Linked DNA regions of Homo sapiens: region 2 is linked to region 1. A link is an interaction called in ENCODE POLR2A ChIA-PET data of the cell type or tissue named here. Cell type or tissue: IMR-90. All regions are shown on one strand. Links, peaks and the distances in the headings refer to the core of each region. The heading gives the core; the rest is flanking DNA. Region 1 overlaps CACNA2D3 (calcium voltage-gated channel auxiliary subunit alpha2delta 3). Region 2 overlaps CACNA2D3 (calcium voltage-gated channel auxiliary subunit alpha2delta 3).

Evidence for each region. Peaks named below come from ENCODE experiments on the same cell type or tissue, not always from the same donor. Only the 100,000 strongest peaks of a DNase experiment are listed, where the experiment ranks them.
Region 2: POLR2A ChIA-PET joins it to region 1 with 6 read pairs; 3 of 35 experiments call an interaction of 5 or more read pairs at or near these places.

What each region holds. Positions count from the first base shown.
Region 1 is chr3:54,880,449-54,884,840 of GRCh38, reverse strand. CACNA2D3 (calcium voltage-gated channel auxiliary subunit alpha2delta 3) reads right to left here. Exons shown (of 38, transcript NM_018398.3): 21 at 3,978-4,045. The region is part of intron 3 of CACNA2D3-AS1 (CACNA2D3 antisense RNA 1); the gene reads left to right. Among named protein-coding and RNA genes, the nearest start is that of CACNA2D3-AS1, 19 kb to the left of the region's middle. In IMR-90, for the core only: no CTCF peak of the experiment used is centred there; a DNase peak (open chromatin) is centred at 2,180; H3K27ac peaks cover 928 bases.
Region 2 is chr3:54,973,180-54,977,571 of GRCh38, reverse strand. The region is part of intron 29 of CACNA2D3 (calcium voltage-gated channel auxiliary subunit alpha2delta 3); the gene reads right to left. Among named protein-coding and RNA genes, the nearest start is that of LRTM1, 47 kb to the right of the region's middle. In IMR-90, for the core only: no CTCF peak of the experiment used is centred there; no DNase peak of the experiment used is centred there.

The sequences.
Region 1 (4,392 bases), core at 316-4,315:
AATAGTAGTCCCTAATTGATGTGTGGTTGTGAGGGTGAAATCATAGGTTGAACAATATGAAGTCGTCAATACTCAACTGTTTTTGAGCAGCAAAGATTGCTAGTTGTTACAGGATCCTAAGTGAAAACGGTCATCCGCCTGGGAAGGAAACTAGGGGAGCTGGGGCTTGCATGGAATCTGGGAGTTTTAATAGAAGGTTCCAGACCATCCTAACTCTGCAAGGATAACTGTTTCATTGCACTTTCACATGGCTTGATCTTAATGGGTTATCAGCAGACATACACTTCTGAATGATGACCTCGGGAACTCCCATGATGCTTATAGCCTGTTTTGGGAAGTTAGTTTCTTAAATGACTGATAGTATCTTACTGCACTCAGGACTCCAGTTTCCATCTCAAACACAAATCTATAAAAGAAGTAGCAAAATACTAGACCTATCACACAATTCTGCTTGATTTTACAGAAAGTAGAGAATACATTAGAATGAACATCATTGCATATGATCCAAGTGGGCATACCCACGCTCCAACACCTACAGGCTGAATGACCTTGGGGATGTCATGTCAGCTCTTTGAGTTATATCTACCATGAGATACAAGTAATACTGCATAGCTCACAAGTGCCAGAAAACAGTTAAATGGGACAGGGATTAGTCCCTAGTACAATCCATCTATCTGTGCAGCCTTTCTTCTTTTTTTCCTTTCCTTCTTCCCAACCAAACAACTTTCCTTCCTTCCTTTTGCCCTCCTCCCATTCCTTCCTTTCTTCCATACTTTTACTGAGCATCTGCTATATGCCAGGTATGATTCTAGGCCCTGAGAATATAGCAGTGAAAAAACAAAACGAAAATTACTGCCTTCATTGTATTTAATTTCTAGTGGCAGAAAAGAGATAGTAAATTATATTAAAATTTAACTTTAGAGAATATCAGATGGTAGCAAGGGCTAAAAAGGAAAAGAGAACATGGAACAAGAACAGGGAGGACCAAGAGATAAGGAGGGTTGAAGGGAGAGAGAGGAGAGAGAGAGAGAGAGAGAGAGATTCCATTGTAACTATGGAGGTCAGGAAAGGCTTCACTGAGAAAGTGACCTGAATGAGGAAAGGAAGAGTCATGTAGGTGGCAGGAAGGGTGCTCATGGCAGAAGGAATAACAAGTGCAAAGGCCCTGAGAAGGGACTGTACCTTCCCAGAAAACTGGGTTTAGAGTGTCAAGTCTTTTTCTAGTTGCAGTTCCCATCCTCCCAACCTCATTTACAAAATCATCTCTGGCTCTATTTCACAGGACCTATAAATGACACTCAGAAAAGATGAGATCTATCGGGAAGATCTTTTTGACTGCTTCTTCTCTGGGTTCCTAGGGCACCAAGGAAATTTAATTGCTTTCTAATTCTCTCACCTCTGACATTGGTCCTTCTGATAAAAATCATATCCACTGATGACTGGAACTGTTGACAATAATGACATAAGCTCTAATTTGTTGAACAATTATCATGTGCAATACATATAAAAGATACAAAGTGGCCAGGCGCGGTGGCTCACACCTGTAACCCCAGCACTTTCGGAGGCCGAGGAAGGCAGATAACGAGGTCAGGAGTTCGAGACCAGTCTAACCAACATGGTGAAACCCTGTCTCTACTAAAAATACAAAAATTAGCTGGGCGTGGTGGCATGCTCCTGTAATCCCAGCTACTCAGGAGGCTGAGGCAGGAGAATCACCTGAACCCAGGAGATGGTGGAGGCTGCAGTGAGCTGAGATCACACCATTGCACTCCAGCCTCAGCAACAGAGCAAGACTCCATCACACACACACACAAAAAGATACAAAGTGTTGAAAAAGATTAAAAGATTCATAAGAGAAACAATTTCAGCAGGTAGAATTATAGCCCACACCTTCAATCTTGGTAATGACTTTTTATATTTTTTAGCAAAAGCTACCTATTTGCCGCCTTTGTAATCTCTGGCACTGGCAAAGCATGTGGAAAATTCCCACATTCTGTAGGCAGTTATTCCTTATTGAAGATCCTATAGAAGTATGGTTGCCAACCCCAAGGAACTCCTTCCCTCTCCAAGAACAGAAGAGAACAATAATACACCACGGCTCCTAGAGAGATGACAAGATCCTCTACTATTTGGCCCAAGGGGAAGCAGCTTTCTTAAGTTCTATTACTCAGCAAAGCTGGCAGGATTGTCAGTCTTTTTATTTACAGAGGACCAACAGAGAGAGGAAGATATGACCTCATTTGGGTGGATAAGCAGCCACTCTCCCCCTTGCTGAGGATTTGAGCTAATTTTTTGCACAGTGGTTACAGTTAGCTCTGAAATTCTCTGTGACTGCTTAGCCTCACAGCTGTGGAACATACAGGAAGATAGTGACTGAAAAAGAATCCAAAAGACAATGCAAAACAACTGTGTGTATCTGTGTCTCCATGCATGTATGTATGTATGTGTGTGTGAGAGAGAGAGAGAGAGGAAGGGAGGGACAGGCCCATGTATTGAGGATTGACCAAGGGAGCAGACGCATGAGAGGCAGTTAATATCTCTTAATAACCTCTCCTATTGTTCTGACCATGAGTTGTTTCTTCAGCGTGACCTCACATGGCTTAGACATGAATTTTCTGGCTTCATGGGCAGTGATGTCCACAGAGCCAACATGGCCCACAGAGGCAGAAAATTCTAGAAGTGAAAACATGATCCTGAAAACACATCCTGCAGAGTGTCTTGCTCAAGTCACAGAGTTGCCTGTGTTCTCTGGCATGTCTCTGGGAAGAGAGACCACATGGTTAGCTCTTTGGTGGGCACACTCTGGGTTGTGCCCAGCTCACAGTGAGCCTCTCTACTCTCCTTTCTGCCCCTATACGATCTCACAAGCACTTGGGAAGCACAAACCAACATCCCTGAAACAACACGGGCAGGGACCACTGGCAGTAAATCAGAGGCTATCTAGGGGTTTGGCGTCTCAGGGAACATCCATCTCCTTCCTCACGCCCTGTGGCATCATCTGAGGGCGCCATGGATGGCCCAGCTTCTGGAAACTCACCACATACATGTGTAATCAGTTCCGACCAATTAAAACTTTGCTTATAATTGACCTTCCCATTCCTGGCTGTCCTCCCTAAAGACATCCAGAAAGACTACTGTTCTGGGCCCACTCCTCCTCTGTGGACATGCAAAACCTAATGACCTGCAAGTGAGTCACTCAAGGCCACTCAGGGAGTGGTGCCCTTCAGAAACAATGTCCACCACCCCTGTGAGCTCCTAATGCTGGGACAGGTAACCTCTCTGAACTACTAGGGAGCTGGCAGATGAAAAGGATAGCACATGTGACAGCAATTTTAAAATTTAAAGAGCTATAACAACTGCTCCTGTTTACTGAGAGTTTACTGTGCCTCTGTGCTTTATGAAGATAAGAGGGTCTGGGAACTTCAAGGTGCTACTTACTCCCTCTGACCTATGTAAATCATTTAAATGGTCACATTTCCCTTTGGGCCAGGGCTGCCATGAAACACAAGTGAAATACGTGGCTCAACTGTGTAGGAGAGACTAAGGCTCTCATATCTCTGTTTTCATGGTTTCCCCTGGGCATGAGTTATTTCATAAATTTGTATTTCTCCCAAGTACTGATTTTTATGTATGAGAAGAATATACTTGAGGGATGATTCCTATTTACTGATACTCTGCTTTCATCCATAATGCTGTTGACTGTGAGTTACTCATAGTCAACAGCTTTGTGGATGAAAGTAGAATATAAGTAAATTAAATCACAACCATGAATCGGAACTCCTGTCATTCTGAAATCTAGGCACACCAGGGAAGAAGAAAGGTATTAAGAATTATCAAGTAGGCATTCGTTTGAGTGGAATGTCCAAGGGACTGGTCACAGGTGCGGACAGATGAACAAGTTCTTCAGCTAACTCAGTAGCTAGCTCCCGAGCTTTCCTCCCACACCAAAGGATAAGACGAGCCAGGCAGTATCTTACCTTCTTCGATGGTTACATTCCCTCGGAAGAAATATTTCCCATGACCTCTGGAAAGCGCCACACCTAAACTGTGCAGAGAGACAAAGCAAATCTTGAAATCCCTGGCATCGACTCGAATAGACTTGTGGGCTAACATTTTTTAATTTTCCATTTTTCACATTTCCATTTTATGATCTGTCAACAATTTTTCCAACTGTTTACTTTCAAAACCCCACTGATTATCACTGGTGTTGGTTTTTCTTAGGTTCAATCAGCTGCTTCAAAGTAACTTCTGATCAGAAATGCCAGCAGCAATTGGCTACTCTTTGTGTTTTCAGAGTTGTGGCAAACTGCTCGCCCTTCCAGCAAGCCCTTCTCTCAGATGCCCTCCCAAGGACCATGAGCCCTGCTCTTTATACACCCTTGTCCTGCATTC
Region 2 (4,392 bases), core at 209-4,208, 93 kb before region 1:
TCCTAGTTAAAACTTAGTCCCTACTCCAACATCTCTAACTAATTAGTACTCTTGCTATTAGACCTACATCTTTGGTCAATATCTTTCTGTTTGCCTAATACTGTAAATATTGAGCAATGCAATACAGGTACAAGGCAAATAGATTATAAAGTCAATTGAAAATCTTGACAAAGAGGCAAGATTTCATGAAGTCCATGAAAGTAACGTTAAACAGCTCCAATCGCACAGGAAGCCATTGGCACATTAGAATCTGTCAGAGGCAGAAAGATGAAAAAATACCTGCTACAAATAAAACATGAGCTGTACTTCCAAAGAGAATAATTTCAACAGCAAAGGACTAAGAAAAGTACCCTAGGAAAATTGATCAAACTCTTTACTATATTTTACCCTTTTTGTGGTCATTCTGAGAAAAATCAAAATATAAAGTGAAGGATTTCATATTGTGCTATTTTATCATCTTATCAGAAACACTAAACTCCTGGCCCCTTACCCCATTTGTTTCTTTGGAAAATTAGAGTACAATTGCAAATATAACCTAAATTTATTTAAAAAATAAACACAGTTTCATACTTTCCACTTTATTTAGAGAAAAATATTCAAAATAACTTTTTATTATTTGCTGTAAACATTTGGTTCTTTTTCTGACCTTTCTTCTTAGAACGAGGCCCTCCTTATAATGCTCCTTATAACAGCCAGCACCAGTAGAAGGGAGATCAGAAGACTCACTTCTCAGGCGTCTGCCCTGCTCCCTCCCACTCCCACTTCTGGTGTGGAAGGAACAGAGCTGAGAGCTCTGGAGCAGGGGCAAACACTGCTTTAACTCAGAACTTGGAAAACCAAGCTGCAAAAATAGGGGAGTGGCCTCCTTGGGAGAATACCAGATGAAAACTATCACACAAAGAAGTTTTTCATAAAACATGACTGTCACTAATAATAGTAACAATAAGAATGTAAGAAGAAGAATAAGGAGGATGGCAGCTACAGGAGGACATCGACTCATGAAAACCTCACTTTTCACAGCATCAAGCAGGGAATTTTTCTCTTGGAAAGAAGAGAAAACTGAGATGTTGTCTTTTTTTAATTATTATTATTATACTTTAAGTTTTAGGGTACATGTGCACAATGTGCAGGTTAGTTACATATGTATACATGTGACATGCTGGTGCACTGCAACCCACTAACTCGTCATCTAGCATTAGGTATATCTCCCAATGCTATCTCTCCCCCCTCCCCCCACCCCACAACAGGAAGGGGAACATCACACTCTGGGGACTGTTGTGAGATGTTGTCTTCTCCAAGGTCACACACACACAAGTGAGACTTGAGTCCATTGCTATGGGACTCCAAAGCCCACACTCTTTCTACTGGCTGACCCCCACCCTTACTTTCTAAAAGACAGCAGGACACAGTAGGGTCTAGGGATTTTGCCTGCTCATGGAAGGCTTTGCTTGTTTGAAAAAAGCAATCCCTTTATATAATGTGTGTGTGTGTGTGTGTGTGTGTGTGTGTGTGTGTATCTATATCTATACCTATATTTATATCTAATCTCTATGGATACCTAAGACAGATCTTGTCTGACACCTGCTACCAAAGGAAACCACAACAAATGGCAGAAAAATCAATGTACCAAGTGTCTGGGGTGTTATTATTGTGGCTGAAAGCAAGTAAAAACAATAAAAGTGACTGACGTCTGGGTCAGTTTGGTCAAGTGGTATCAACCCCAATTATAGGTTCCTAGACTCCCTGGGCATAGCAATTCTTGAGCTAATATCTGAACCAAGACATAGTTTAGGGGGATTTTTTCTATCCATCTCCACAACTTGCTACAGAATAATCTATGGAAGAAAAAAATATGTCCATTATAGGCTAGAGTCTAAAAATATACTTAATGAACCACTCATTTTGGTAAGATTGCTCTACATCCTAGCAAACAATGATGGGAAGAGAACAAGGCGGAGAACTGGCCAGGGATCCTGAAGGACAACATGCCTAAGCTTCCATTTCCACCAAAGGGGGCCACGTTGTTTTTTTTTTTTTTTTTTTTTTTTTTGGAGACCAAGTCTCACTCTGTTGCCCAGGCTGGAGTGCAGTGGCATGAGATGTTAGCTCACTGCAACCTCTGCCTCCCAGGTTCAGGTGATTCTCCTGCTTCAGCCTCCTGAGTAGCTGAGACTACAGGTGCACACCCCAATGCCTAGCTAATTTTTGTATTTTTAGTAAAGACGGGATTTCACCATGTTGGCCAGGCTGCTCTCAAACTCCTGACCTCAAGTGATCTGCCTGCCTTGGCCTCCCAAAGTGCTGGGATTACAGGTGTGAGCCATCGTGCCCAGCCACATTTTCTTTATAGACACTGCTGTTACTTTGTCTAACTGTAAACATTAAAAGGCAAATTGAGTGACAAGATGACTTTCTAAACAGACCTCCCTGTCAATGACCACTTGGATTAAATTATTATTGAGAAGTAGAGTGCAGTGGAGTGAGCCCACTGGAGTTAGGGGGTCAGAGTGCTGGGTTTATGGATAAATTAGGACAGAATTAGCTAGAGTCCAGTCTGATCAACTGTTTTTTCCATATCACTTTACAATAAATAATATTCAATTCCCTTCTCCATATGGCCTGTCCAATAAAAGGAAATGGGAACTATTTTCTCAGCTTTCCCTCGCTTGTGCTACCCTTTCCTCCCAAATTAAGCCCAACATCTTAGAAGATGTCTATCTGTCACCCTGCCCCAAGGGTGCACTAACAAGTTGAAGAGCTTGAAGAAATTAGGAGTTCAAACAGACACTTGTAAGCACCTACTCCACAACTACCTTTGGCAAAACATCTGGGGATGAGGTTGTTTTTAAAAAGGCAGCAATAAAGGGCAGGGTGGAGAGCACAGAGGGAAGTTGATGTTTTAAAAAAGGCATCTTCCTGCAACTATTCGGATGGCTCCGTATTACTCAGAGAAGTCTGATTCTTAGTCACAGAGGTGGATCAGGTAGATACCTGAAGTTAAAGCCCAAACCCAGGCCATGGGAATTGGGCAGTCACAGATTGGAAGGGCAGGGTGCCTGGGAGTGACAAATGGCAGTACTAACCTTGTGTACACTGGAAGGGGTACTAGCCCAAAGGCTAAGACACCAGTTTGAGAATCACAGACTATGACATCTGCTGTCGGTGTGACCTCAAACAAAGTCTTTCTAACACTCCGAGTCTGTTTTCTGATCTGAAAGATGGAGATAGCACCAACTATTTCATAATGTTGCTGAGATTAAATGGGAGGGTGCATGTAAAGTACTGAGCATAGTACCTAGTGCATAGTAAGTCCTCCAAGAACACAGGCTTCCATCTGCTCAGCAAATGTTTATTGGTCACCTATGATGTGTGATTTTTACAAGTATCCTAATGCTACAATTGTACAGTTTTTCAGAAACGGAAGTTGTTACATAGTTCATAGCAGGAGGTCCCGGCTGACTGGCTGAGCTTTGCTGCTTTTTGCCTTTTGTTTGGAAGGATGCCTTTTGTTTGATTGGAGAAACAACTCACTTAGAAACCCGGTATTGTACTGCCTGTTGTCTTCATTTGTGGGGAGAGAGGGAGAGAGAAACACACACACACACTAGGTTCTTGCATCTGAGGGTGGGGCCTGAATCTCTGTACATCAGGCACAGGAAGGTGCCACTCCTTGCTACTTTTCTCCAGGTCTCATGATCCAATCCCTAATATTTCCATTGTGGAATACGCTTGACACTTACTTCACATCATTTGCTCTATCTTTGCATTAACTAATGATCATATCAAAACACTGTCTTTTGAAAAAATTTATTGCAGAGGGGTCACCTAGGAAAGATGCACTTGGTAGGGGTCACCTGTGCCCCCTTGTCCTCCTTTGCTATTCAAATCGTCCTCAAACCTACCCTCTGGCTGAGGTGGGCAGTCCAACATGCAGGCAGGCGCCTGGCTGCCTGGAGGCAGCCCTTCTCGTTGCCCTGTCATAATTCAAGCAGGTCTTTCTGATGCCAGAGGAAATGCCTACAAGCCTTAGAAAAGTCTTAGAGATTTTTAATAAGGGTTATTAGCCTCTATTCCTTTGGAACAAGAAAGGGTAGAGCTGACTTTGATCATGAAGTTTTCGATTCTCTCGCTGCCGTCACACCTCTTCCAATGCCTCAGTAGGAGACACCTTCTCACCTTCCACCGTCTTTGCTAACTCCTGGTACTCTCATCAGGAGATGAGAAGTGTTGCACAGGTGAGTGGAAAAGGAGAAAGAGACTGAAAGCAGTGAGGAAACACTAGCACCTGCAGGTCAGACTGAGATCAGAGGTGAACGTGGCCCTCCTTCCTCCCTTCTGTCCTGAATGCTAACTGTGTTTTCCTTGACCACAATGACCCTTTGCCACTTTGGT